Linked DNA regions of Homo sapiens: region 1 is linked to region 2. Evidence: chromatin contacts called from ENCODE Hi-C or POLR2A ChIA-PET data. All regions are on one chromosome and are shown on one strand. The core of a region is the stretch at or near the end of the contact, and the rest is flanking DNA. Distances in the headings are between cores, read along the strand shown.

Evidence for each region. Hi-C counts contacts between places; a loop is a spot of excess contacts on that map. ChIA-PET counts read pairs that join two places held with the same protein, here RNA polymerase II (POLR2A). Pooled maps may share reads with other maps.
Region 1: a loop to region 2 is called in a map of heart right ventricle, with 29 times the contacts of the local background. The contact joins two enhancer-like sites. A Hi-C loop is called at or near these places in 1 of 168 maps with a recorded cell type or tissue (heart right ventricle), 2 of 37 single-sample maps with no recorded cell type and 2 of 50 pooled maps. POLR2A ChIA-PET finds 5 or more read pairs at or near these places in 4 of 52 experiments (GM12878, WTC11 and activated T-cell).

What each region holds. Positions count from the first base shown.
Region 1 is chr7:102,151,610-102,158,488 of GRCh38, forward strand. The region is part of intron 8 of CUX1 (cut like homeobox 1); the gene reads left to right. Among named protein-coding and RNA genes, the nearest start is that of SH2B2, 130 kb to the right of the region's middle. RefSeq lists an enhancer at 1,220-1,925. Within about 2 kb of position 1,327, at least 8 of the 41 ENCODE cell types and tissues checked have a DNase peak (open chromatin) inside an H3K27ac peak, as active enhancers do; they include heart right ventricle, where a contact is called at or near this core.
Region 2 is chr7:101,926,385-101,932,879 of GRCh38, forward strand. The region is part of intron 2 of CUX1 (cut like homeobox 1); the gene reads left to right. Among named protein-coding and RNA genes, the nearest start is that of CUX1, 110 kb to the left of the region's middle. Within about 2 kb of position 1,564, at least 3 of the 41 ENCODE cell types and tissues checked have a DNase peak (open chromatin) inside an H3K27ac peak, as active enhancers do; they include heart right ventricle, where a contact is called at or near this core.

The DNA.
Region 1 (6,879 bases), core at 77-2,576, 220 kb after region 2:
CAGCTACTTGGGAGAGGCTAAGGCAGGAGAGTCACTTGAACTGGGAAGGCAGAGGCTACAGTGAGTTGAGATTGTGCTACTGCACTCCAGCCTGGGCGACAGAGTGAGACTCTGTCTCAAAAAAAAAAAAAAAAAAAAAAAAAAAAAAACCTGGTTGGGAGGTGCCCCAAAGCAAGACCCGCCTCCTTGGTCCTGGTCTGCAAACACTGATGGCCACACTCACATCTTCCAAAGCCCCCGATCGCACTTACTCAGCTAGTTGTATTTTTCTTTCGGCTTTTAAAAAAGAATACCTCCTTAGAAAAATTAATAATGGGCCAGGCACAGTGGCTCAGGCCTGTAATCTCAGCATTCTGGGAAACTAAGGCAGGAGGATCGCTTCAGGCCATGAGTTCAAGACCAGCCTCGGCAACATAGCAAGATCAACTTTGTCTCTACAAAAAAGAAAAAACTAGCTAGGTGTGGCAGTGCATACCTGTAGTCCCAGCTACTCGGGAGGCCAAGGCAGGATTGTTTGAGTTCAGGAGTTTAAGACCAGCTTGGGAAGCATTGTAAGACCCCTGTCTCTAAAAAACAAATTTTTCTTTTAAATTAGCTGGGCTTGCTAGTGCACACCTATAAGTCCCAGCTACTCAAGAGACTGGGGCAGGAGGATCACTTGAGCTCAGGACAAGAGTTGGAGGCTGCAGTGAGCTATGATCGCACCACTGCACTCCATCCTGGGCAACAGAACCAGACCCTGTATCAAAAATAAAAAAGAATTCTCAGAAAAATGAGTAACAAACATACAGATTTTTGTTTGTTTGTTTTTGTTTGTTTGTTTTTTTGAGACAGGGTCTCACTTTGTCACCTAGGCTGGAGTGTAGTAGCACCATCTTGGCTCATGCTCCTCCTGCCTCAGCCCCTCAAGTAGCTGGGACTACAGGCATGCACCACCACACCCGGCTAATTTTTGTACTTTTAGTAGAAACGGGGTTTCACCATGTTGGCCAAGCTAGTCTCGAACTCGCGACCTCAGGTGATCCACCTGCCTTGCCCTCCCCAAGTGCTGGGATTACAGGCATGAGCCACTGCATCTGGCCGACTTTTAAAATAATAATCAGAGCGTTTCCTCGCCAACTGCATCCCTGGTTCCTCCCATTGTCTCCTCCTGTGGTTTCTGGTCCCTTCTGTGAATGGAGACAGCAGCCCCTCCGAGCCTGGCTGTCACCACAATCCCTGGTATGGAATAGGCCTGCCCTGCAACTGCAGAGTGTGGTGTCGTCATTGTCATTCGAAAGCCTGGGGAAAGAGAGTTGCTTTTGTCATGAAAGGTAAGTGCAGTCCTTGTTATCACATTCAGTATTTTGGTCCGTTTAGCAGTTGCTTAGTAACCAAAGCACAACTGACCAGGAGATGGAAAACTTGAAATTCACTTCCAGGATTGCCTCACACTGCCAAGTCTGCACCTTCCCGCGTCAGTGGGACTGATTTTTTTATAAATGATGTGAAATCTTCTGGAGATGAGGCGTGGTTTTCCGGATATTCGGTGTCCTGATGAAAATCCAAAGCCATGTGCTATCTGAGAAGAAATCCAGAGAGTGTGCACTTTCCAGGAGGTGCCCAAGCCCCACCCAGGCCCCATAAACCTGGCAGGAACTGGACTCGACCCACATGGACCCCAGCCCTGCCAAGCCGGCCTCTGTGTAAAGCTGGGCCCCTGGAACTTTGCTCTTCTCTATGCCTGGGCCTTTGGCCACTGGCAACACCAGGTCGCAAGTGAGGAGTGGATGAAAGCAGCCAGGGGCGGGCCAGCACCCCCAGGCAGCCACGCCTCCAGCTTTTCAGCTCCGCACTCCCAAGATCAGGGAGCTGCACCCAGGGAGACGGTGTCCTCCTGTTGCTGCTGCTCCCGGAAGAGTCAAGGCTAAGTAAGCTACCTGGCCAGAGGGTTTTCCTGGTTGCCAAGCAGCAGGGAGGAGTCATCGGCAAGGCATCTCAGAGATGGGGGCCATCCCCTTCCCTTCCTTCCTATGTTCGGCAGAAAGGCATTGAATGCCTACCGTGTGTTTTTCTCCTTCAATTCGCTTGAGAGACACGCAGCAGGGCTGGCTTCTCTGTCCTCCCACCGTGTACATTGCCAGAAAGAGCGGCTGGTATCCCTGGAGGACCCAAACACACAAGCAAAAACAGCTGGGCCCCAGAGGAGGGCAGTGCTTCTGAAAGACACACCCAGACCCCAACAGTGGGTGTGATATGAGGCAGGACAGCTGGGCCACAAAGACAAAGCACCACAAAGGCACTCAGGGAAACAGAGGAAGATATTGGCAGTGTGAAGCGAAACCAACAGGTAATTTTCAAATGGACCAAGTGGAAGTAACAGCGTAAAAAAATTGAATAACTTAGGAGCAAAGAAGAAAGGATACATTGCCAGCTGGGTCTGATGGCTCATGCCTGGAATCTCAGCACTTTGGGAGGCCAAGGCCAGAGGGTTGCTTGAGCTCAGGAGTTCGAGACCAGCCTGGCAACATAGCAAGACCCCATCTCTATAAACAAAATGTTTTTAAGTAAATAAATAAAAGAATCAACACAAGCCTGGAAAATAAAGATGAAGATATTTCCCAGAAAGTAACTAAAAAGATATAGATGTAGATGTTAGAAAGAAAAGAAAATTAGAGATCAATTCAGGAGCTCCAACATCCACCTAATAGGAATTCCAGAAAGAGGAAGTAGAAAATAGTTCAGGTGCAGTGGTTCACACCTATAATCCCAGCACTTTGGGAGGCTGAGGTGGGAGGATCGCTTGAGCCCAGGAGTTCAAGACCAGCCCGGATAACATGGCAAACCCCCATCTGTACCAAAAAAAAAAAACAAATAGAAAAATTAGCTAGGCATGGTGACATGCGCCTGTAGTCCTAGCTGTTAGGGAGGCTGAAGTGGGAGGATCGCTTGAGCCCAGGAGACTGAGGCTGCCTTGAGTCGTGATCACACCACTGTACTCCAGCTTGTCTCCAAATAAATAAATAAATAAATAAATAAATAAATAGCTAAAGACCAGTTAGATCAAGTTAACCTTGATCCAGAAGGCAGCAAGAAAAGGATAAAGAAATAGCAAAATATAAAAGAAAAGTTAAATGACATGGAAGACAGAAGTAGCTATGCCAACAATATCCAAATAACAGTAGTCTCAAACAGAATAGAAGTATTCAAATGAAAATAGCCAGAATTAAAGAAAGAGAGGGCTTATATAGGGGCACACTGGAGCCATTAGGAAAAGTGCTCACCTAGACCCACATTCAGTGTCTCTTCACTCACCAGCCGGACCAGTCCCCATCCACCTCCCAAGTTCTGCAGCCAGCTCTGCTGATGCATTCAGAGGAGGATTTAGGCAATTGTCAACCTCTGCACATCTTGTTGTGGGTACGCAGCAGCTATGTATTTTCATTGTCATCTTTTAAATCTATGACATAGATGAGATACGCAGGACCTAAGCCTGCATCTCTATGTGCCCATTCCAGCACCAGGAAACTTTTAGGGGTCTGAAACACTAGTGGAGCTAGTGAATGAGTGAATGACGGTAGCCAGGGCAGTTTTGACCTGTGTATGTGGACATTGGAAATACACGATAGGTAACTAACTGAAGTACAAAATTGTGTTTAAAACTTGTGATTTGGGACAGGCGCAGTGGCTCATGTCTATAGTCGCAGCACTTTGGGAGGCCAAAGCGGGTGGATGGCTTGAGCCCAGGAGTTTAAGACCAGCCTGGGCAACATGGTGAAACCTTGTCTCTACCAAAAAAAAAAAAAAAAAAATTAGGTATGCTGGCGTACACCACTAGTCCCAGCTACTCTGGAGGCTGAAGCGGGAGGACTGCTTGAGCCCAAGAGGCAGAGGTTGCAGTGAGCCAAGATCACACCACTGCACTCTAGCCTGGGTGAGAGTGAGACCCTGTCTCAAAAAGAAAAAAAAAAACAACACAAAAAATCCTTGCAATTTGCCTTAAGTAAAGTTTGCAAGCTTTTATTTTGTGTCTGAAGGAGTTTACGCTCTGAATTCTTCAACAGGGCGTCAAGGTAGCAGCTTTCTGCATTGACTGGTGATTATCCTTTTCTGATATGTTTTAAGACCCTTAACACTTTTAATTTTTTTAATTACCATTTGTAGTATTAGACTATCTTTGCACAGCAATTTTTCTGTCAGATCTTGGAGGTTTCACTTTGAGATGATACAGAAGGATGTTTCATCATTTAAGAAGCCCTGACCCTTCCCCACTCCCTGCACCCAGCACTGTATTGCAGAGGCCCAGTTTGGGTATTTATCTTACAGAGACGCTGCCTTCTTCATGAAATCGTCCTAAAAATAGCTTCATTTAACTAGGCCATTTGACAGGCTTTTTCAGACTTTTTCTCAGACCAGTCTGAAAGCCGGATATTATTTCAAACAGATACAATGAACATTGAACCCGATCACAAGGCATCTGTTACCCTATTCAGGCTGCTGGGAGTTGATAAGACTACCTCAAATCGCTGTGTGTAGTTAAAGGCTGCAAAAGCCTCAGGCCACAAAAATTCCCCAGCCCAGGGGCCCGGAGACAGTTTTTCCAACTCTCAGCGTCCAGGGTGTACCTTAGCCTGTTTTCTGTTGCTGCAACAGAACACCTGAGGCCAGGGTGATTTATAAAGAAGATAGGTTTATTTGGCTCACAGATCTGCAGGCTGGGAAGTTCAAGGACATGGCCCTGGCTCCTGGCGAGGGCTTCCATGCTGCATCATAACAGTACGGATAGGGTCAAAGGGGAGGTGGATGCGTGCCAAGAGGGACAACCCAGGGAGGTTCCTGGCATTATGATAACCCAGTCTCAAGGGAACTCATCCAGTCCCTAAAGTCTGGTCAGAGCAAGAACTCATTCACTGCCAGGAGAATGGCACCAAGCCATTCATGAGGGCATCCACTGCCATGACCCAAACACCTCCCTCTAGACCCCACCTCCCAATGCCCCCACACTGGGGATCAAATTTCAGTAGCAGTTTTGGTGGAGACAAACCATAGCAGGGTGGGTGGGTACTCTCACTTGGACGTGCCTCCTTGGGACCATGGAGCAGGTTTCGGAAGGATAGAACTCTCATTGTCAGGCCTGTCCAGCACCCTGGGCTGTCCCCAGGAGTAGACTTGCCCGTCACAGACAGGATGGGCCACATCCAGGACTCTGGCATCCAACGTGACGTGCAGCCCTGTGAATACAGGACAAATTCTAGGGATATAGGGCAAAAGGGACCTATGGCCCAGCATTCAGAGAGAGCTCACAGCGTGGGCACCCAGTGAAAACTCAAACCTGGAAACTAGGACTAGGGACAGTGCCACTTCCTGAGACAGAGCTGCTGAGAGGGTCTGGGAAGGGTGGATGGGGTGGAAGTAGGAGATGAGGTTCCCTGGGACGAGAAGGCATTCAGGCAGGCGGCGCAGGTGGAGGCCTAGTGCCGAGGAAGGCCTGGCTCTTTGGGGTCCCGCACGAGATGGGAGTTGTTAGAGCACAGGGTCCTGAGAAAGAGTGGCGGGTAAGGCCAAGAGGAGGAAGGAGCCTTGGCATGGAAGGGCCTTGCGTGTGGCTGAGGGAGGGATTGCATCCTGAAGGCAGCAGAGTGCAGGTGCATGTGGACTCAGAGCCACAGCATGAGAGCCCTCAACCCCAACCAGGTCCCTGTGGCTGTAACATTGGCTCCATGGCCCTTGGGTATGCTAAAAAAAAAAACCTTCCTTGGGTCACAGACAGTTCCAGCCTGTGGCCTTCTAACAGAGACCATCCTCAGGACCTGCTTGCAGACATTGGGGTGGTGGTCTGCCCGGGTGTGCTGCTCTAACCTCCCATAGGCTTTTGGAGTTGGCCGTGCCCTTCTCAAAAGGACTCTCCAGGCCGGGCGCGGTGGCTTATGCCTGTAATTCCAGCACTTTGGGAGGCCAAGGTGGGTGGATTACCTGAGGTCAGGAGTTTGAGACCAGCCTGGCCAACATGGCAAAACCTTGTCTGTACTAAAAATACAAAAATTAGCCGGGCGTGGTGGTGCACGCCTGTAGTCTCAGCTACTCGGGAGGCTGAGGCAGGAGAATTGCTTGAACCCAGGAGGCGGAGGTTGCAGTGAGCCGAGATCTCATCATTGCACTCCAGCCTGGGCGACAGAGCTCTGTCTCAAAACAAACAAACATACAAACATAAAAGCACTCTCCGCATTCCTCTCTCATGATGCTCTGTGTTGGGTTCGCGTATTTGCCTTCAGATTACTCAAGGAAGTACTTTCAAAACAGAAAAAGGGAAAGACAGAACCTGGACAATTGCTTTTACGACCAGGCTGGGCCATAGCAATGAACCCAGGCTGTCTGCACTGCAGCCTGTACAGTCCCCCAACCTGTGTCACCATCCTCACCTGCCCTCCTCACCTCCAGTTGGCCACCTTCTCCTGGTTTCCTCATTCCTGGTGAGGCTTTCACTGCCAAGTGCCTTTTCCTAAAGTAGCCTTTCCCCAGCTCCTCCTCTCACCCCCAGCCTGGCAAACTTCTACTCATCCTTCAAAACCCCACTTACCTGTCACCTCCTCTGCAGCCTTCCTTGATTCCCTCCCACAAAGAGAATTTATTTCTCCCTCTTTTTTTCAGAGCACTCTGCTCAGAGCTCTTTTTGAACCCTTGGCAGGACATGCTGTATTTTATATTTTTATGGTTATGTCTCCCCAATGAGATTGGGACCCCATCAAAGGCAGGCACCCCATACGCACCAGACACATGATTATCAAAAGAGCGCATGGCATCAGCAAGCACATCTCTTCCCCCAGTGTGAGCCCACCTCCTCCTGCTGGACAGCATTGACTCACGGGTCTGCACAGCCCTTCCCGAGCCCTGAGCTAGGAA
Region 2 (6,495 bases), core at 314-2,813:
AATTCGGGCCCCAGTCAGGGAAGGTGGCTGCATTATCCCCCTACATCCCAGCAAGACTTTGCCGCATGGTCTGGAGGGCACCAGCAGGGGCCTGTAGGGAAGAGGAGGTTGCCTGGGCCCAGGGACATTGAATGCTAGTCAAGCCCTGGTTTCATTTGCTCCAACAGCATTAATAGTATTGTGACCTCCATGGCACTGTGACAGAAACTTAACCCCAGTTTCTTCGTCTGCAAAAAACATACCCTGCCTACTTCAAGGGGTCCTGGAGGCTGAATGTCCAGTCTCAGGCCAGGAGTAGAACGCATAACTAGTAAGTGGTGACGTGCAGTGACCTTGAGCAAGGTCAAAAACTGTTCTAAGACTTGGTCCCCTTATGTATAAGCAGGAAGAATTGGTGCTATCCCATTTCACCCAGGAGGTGAAATGAATTCAGATGCACAGAGCATATAGTAGGTGCTCAACAAACACCCTCCTCTCTTCTTTCCTTCCTTGCTTTCTTTTACAAGTAGTCCTGAGCCCTTTTCTAGGGCCAGGGGCAGTCAGATACAGCAGGGATGGAGGGAGAAGATTCCAGATCTCACAGAGATCTGGCAGTGGCCAAGTAAACAAATGATGCACAAGATAATTTCAGGTGGCGGTAAGAGCTCAGACAGAACAAGATGGCAGTGAGTGATCAAGGATGGGCGAAGGTACTTTGGGGAGTCAGAGAACGTGTTTTGATCTTAAGAATGCAAAATGACTTTTTGTATCACCTGTCAACACAACACACACACACACACACACACACACACACGGAGGCTTTAGTGCAAATTTTGAAATAACCATTGATTAATTTTGGCAAGCTGTTAGCAGTGGAGTCCCCCACATTTCTTCCATGTAAAGCCCTGATCATCTTGGCTGTAACCACTCACTTACTTTGAAGCGTCAGATTCAGTCTCTCTGCTTTCTAAGACCAGGGATGCTATTTAATCTGGGCATTAGAAAATTCAGTTGGCCAAGTGCGGTAGCTCATTTCTGTAATCCCAGCACTTTGGAGGCTGAGGTGGGAGGACTGCTTGAGACCAGGAGTTTGAGACCAGCTGGGGCAACATAGCGAGACCCCATCTCTACAAAAAAATGAAGAAATTAGCCGGGCGTGGTGGTGCATACCTGTAATTCAGGAGGCTGAGGTAGGAGGATCCCTTGAGCCCAGGAGTTCAAGACTGCAGTGAGCTATGATTGCGTCACTGCACCCCAGCCTGGGCGGCAGAGCAAGACCCTATCTTCAAAAAAAACAAAAACACACACACAAAATTAGTCAATGAATTGTGGAGTTTCAAAGAGACCTTATTTTGTTTGTTTGTTTTCTGGGCCAAAGGCCCAGAAATTCTTAGGTAATTCTTCGGTAATTAATTCTTAGGCAATTCTTAGGTAATTAACGAGGAGCTAATCTCCCAGTTGCTCTGTTCCTTGTCACTGGAAGTGGTCAGAGCTGTTGCGGGGCTTGGCCCAGGGGCGGCGGGTGGCATCTGAAGACCCCGCAGGCCCTGCTTTCCTTCCGGGAGCATCTCAGGACGGCCGCTTTGTCTGTCTGCCCCCGCCCCTTGCTGAAACGTCAACAAGGCCGGCATCCCCTTTCCTTCCTGAGAGCCATGTGTCGCTTCCTTCATGTGTCCAGCCGTTTTTACAGGGCTATTTTAAGTATAAAAGACGCATTATCTGAGAGTTTAATAACTGTCAAAAGGGAAGCACTGTCATTAGATTCATGTGCCCTGGAATTTTAGTCAAAAACATGCTGCGTTCTATCACGTCTAAGCCTCTATTTTCTTATCTCAAAAAATAGGAATGATAACGACCTCGGAGTCATTATGGGCTGGATGAACTCTTATAGGGATTCAGAACAACCCAGGCACCAAGTAGAAGGTCAATAAATGGCTTATTGTGTTCATGTTACCAAAATCTACTCTTTTGAGAAATTGTGTTCACAAATGGCCTTTTTTTTTTCTTTTTTCTTTTTTTTTTTTTGAGATGGAGTCTCCCTCTGTCACCCAGGCTGGAGTGCAGTGGCGCGATCTTGGCTCACTGCAACCTCTGCCTCCCAGGTTCAAGTGATTCTCCTGCCTCAACCTCCCAAGTAGCTGGGACTACAGGCACCTGCCACCACGCCTGGCTAATTTTTGTATTTTTAGATGGGGTTTCACTATGTTGGCCAGGTTGGTCTCAAATTCCTGACCTTGTGATCTGCCCGCCTCGGCCTCCCAAAGTGCTGGGATTCTAGGTGTGAGCCACCACACCCGGCCTCACAAATGGACTTTTTTTTTTTTTGAGACGGAGTCTCGCTCTGTCACCCAGGCTGGAGTGCAGGGGCGCGATCTCGGCTCACTGCAAGCTCCGCCTCCCGGGTTCATGCCATTCTCCTGCCTCAGCCTCCCAAGTAGCTGGGACTACAGGCGCCCGCCACTACGCCCGGCTAATTTTTTGTATTTTTAGTAGAGACGGGGTTTCACCGTTTTAGCCGGGATGGTCTCGATCTCCTGACCTCGTGATCCACCCGCCTCGGCCTCCCAAAGTGCTGAGATTACAGGCGTGAGCCACTGCACCCGGCCACAAATGGACTTTAAAGTTATAAATGTGACGGAGGGCAGTGGCTCACACCTAGAATCCCAGCACTTTGGGAGGCTGAGGCTGGCGGATCACTTGAGCTCAGGAGTTTGAGGCAGGAGAATCGCTTGAACCCAGGAGATGGGGGTTGCAGTAAGCCAAGATCGTGCCACTGCACTCCAGCCTAGGCTACAGAGTGAGACTCCGTCTCAAAATAAATAAAAATAAAATAAAGCTATAAACGAACACTTAAAAAAATTATTAAAGCCTAGGGTAGACCCTAGTTTCTACTGCGGACTTGAACAGATACAGTAAAATTAAAACTTGCCTTCTTCCATATGTGTCTAGAGAGTAATTTTCTCTCCTTTTGCATTAGTTTCACTGTTCATAGAGTGGAAATGTTTGCTGCTGGACTTTCTTTTTTGAAGCTATTCTTTGAGAGTAGCCCATAACTTGTCTTTCTGGTCAATAACCTCAACTGAAATGCATTCTGAATGGAGAACGTCATTCTGTGTAGGATTTAATAATAACTTCAGCACAGAAAAGCACTCTCTGCCTCTTCTCAGCAAACAACTTTGTTGAGCATGATTTTAAAGGTGTAACGGCTAAATGTGAAAGCCATATGATTTGGTTGAAATCGTGGTGAGCTGTTATTAATATTTATTGAGTACTTGCTAGGAGTCAGGCATTATGCTAAGTGCATGACCATCATTTCTCTGCCCCTGGAAGTCACCCTGGGAGCTAAGTATCATCGGTGCCACTTAATGAAGCGTAAGCCACCCACCCACCTACCAGGATTTTCCCGGGCAGACAGACTCCTGGGAATGAGGCCATATAATCCCCTGAACACCCTGCCTCCTTAGGGTTCCAGAAGCCAATTTTTTTTCTTTTTTTGAGACAGATTTTTGTTCTTGTCACCCAGGCTGGAGTACAGTGGCCTGATCTCGGCTCACTGCAACTTCTACCTCCCGGGTTCAAGCGATTCTCCTACCTCAGCCTCCCAAGTAGCTGGGATTACAGGCACCAACCACCATGCCCGGCTAATTTTTGTGTTTTTAGTACAGATGGGGTTTCACCATGTTGGCTAGGCTGGTCTTGATCTCTTCACCTCAGGTGACTCACCTGCCTTGGCCTCCCAAAGTGCTGGGATTACAGGCATGCGTCACCACGCCTGGCCCAGAAGCCAAATTTTTAGTCACTTAACCATTAGCAATTCCTCTTCTATTAGATTTTTTTTAAAATTGCTTTTGAGTATTTCTTTGAAGTGGCATACTCATTTAAAGGATTCTATATGTCAGGGGGAATGTTTTCTAGGAGGGTACTTAGGAAGGAACATATCGTTATAGCCTAAAATTTGCCATTGGCCTGTGAAAGCCTTCTTAACTTACGGAATTGATTATAAGCCAAAGCGTGGGAAAATCTCCCCTTCCACTTTGAGATTATGTCAGTCAAGAAAATGACAATTGGATACCAAGCCATGCTAACTCTGATACTTGCTGTCTTCGTTTTCTTCTTTCTTTGGCTAGGGGGATGGAGCGCGTGTGGTGTGGGTGGGACTAGTCACTGAGCATGTTATTGACTAACATTGGCTTTTCATTTTAACTTGCAAATGTGAGTGGCATAAAAGTGAGTTTACGAGGAGCATGACTGGCCTGTTATGCAGAGTCTTGTAATTTTGTTTGTGGCCCTTTATTTTAAGAAGATGTTGTGTTATATAGTTGGTGTCCTTAAAGGAGTATATAATTGGATCTGGAAGCTTAGATTGTGATTCTGACTTGGCCACTTAATGAATGCAAGATCTGAGCAAGCCATGACCTCTCTGTTGTTCAGTCTAAGAAAGGAGGTGTTGGTGCTGAGCATGGTGGCTCATGCCTGTAATCCCAGCACTTTGGGAGGCTGAGGCGGACGGGTCACTTGAGGCTGGGAGTTCGAGACCAGCCTGGCCAACATGGCGAAACCCCGTCTCTACTAAAAATACAAAAATTAGCCGGGTGTGGTGGAGTGCACCTGTAATCTCAGCTATTCAGGAGGCTGAGACGGAGAATCACTTGAACCTGGGAGGCGGAGATTGCAGTGAGCCGAGATCACGCCACTGCACTCCAGCCTGGATTTCAGAGCGAGACTCCGAGGTTCTGTGTGGCTGAGAGCCACACATTTTGCAACAAGAGACTCGTCCCTTTTCCATAGGTGTCCTTATTCCTATTGATCTTACCTGTGGGCCCAAGACTTAGGCACATCCCTTTCTTCTTAAAAGGCATCACCTCCTCTGCCTCTTGGAGTTTTCCTACCCAGAATTCATTCATGTGTGCAGCAAATATTCCTGGCAGTCCCATTGTGTGTGGAATGGGGTAAACCAGGAAGACTGTTGTGAGGGCTCAGTAACTTCAGGGACACAGCCGTCGTAGCTTATAATGGCAGCTGATATTTAGTGAGCACTTACTGCATATCCAGTACTATTCTAAACACTGGAAAGGCATTTAACTAACTTAACACTCACAGGATCCCTACGAAACAGGTACAGTGTTTATTTCTGTTTCAAAGAGAGGGAAACTGAGGCCCAGAGAGGAGGAGTAACTTGCCTAGGCCCACAGGTGGCAAAGCTGCCTGAAGGTTTTTTTTGAGACAGAGTCTCACTCTGTCGCCCAGGCTGGAGTGCAATGGCACAATCTCAGCTCACTGCAACCTCTGCCTTCCGGGCTCAAGCGATCCTCACTTCAGCCTCCCAAGTAGCTGGGGCTACAGGCATGCACCATGGTGTCTGACTGATTTTTGTATTTGTTGTAGGGAGGGGTTCTCACTATGTTACGCACGCTGGTCTCAAACTCCTGGGCTCAGTCCCTCCCAAAGTGCTGGGATTATAGGTGTGAGCTACCGTACCCCTCAGGAATTCTTATTTTTTAGATGGAAATTTTAAATTGGCTTTTATTGGAATCTCATTAAATTTGTAGATTTGGAGAGGCTTTAGAAGGCATTTTCAAGTTTTGATTGATTGTTTTAGATTTCATTCATAGGTGAATTTCATTCTCTATATTTTACTTGAGGGATCCACGGAAACTACCTACATGGACTTCACTTACTCTGGTTCATTGTGTGGGATACAAAATCGTCAAAATTGAAGGATTGATCATTGTGTCTGGAGCCAGGCATAAAAATAAACCTCACTCTGTTATCATAGGTGGCTGTGATTAAGATCGAGGGAAATGTCGGCCCTGGGCCTCCTAACATTGACAGTTTCCTTCAGAAGATTAAGTGCGGCTTCATTTTTGGCCCGGGCCATCAGTAGCTTAAAGCCATTACTGTCTATTGGCTGTTTGGTTTGTCTGAAATATGGGGCCGGCGTCAGCCTATTTCCCTGGGGTCAGGTGTGTTCACATAATCAAAGTGCCAGGAACCCATATCGCATGCAAGCGTGTGTGTTCAAATTAGCCTTCTCCAGGGAGGAATTCACAGCACCAGGAATACGCGCAGAGATGTTCTTTTGCACTTTTGCATTTTAAAACGTGCATCGCTTACGAGCGCAGCATTTTCAAGCCTTTTCTTGAGATCAGCTCGTTCAGTTACATGTGCTTTTGAAGATGACCATTTGTGAAACCATCAGCCACTGGCAAAGTGAAGAAAAATGAAGATTTCGGCCTGGTTGATGTGTGCTCGGGGAAAGGTGATAGCTTCTGTTTCCTTGAATTAAAAGCTGCAGACAAGTATATTTTCATTTATTTTGTTTATAAATCAACAACCCACGAAAGGTATTTCATACGTATTTAAATGATTGCTTTGCCGCCATCAAGAAAAAATACTGTTTCACTTAACAGTGAATTGAGACAAGGAAAAGTGATGTGTGAATAGAAATAAAGAAATTAAAGTAAAAAACAGGATCAGGGTAGGTTCTAGGGCTAATAATTTAAGAACAGAACATGT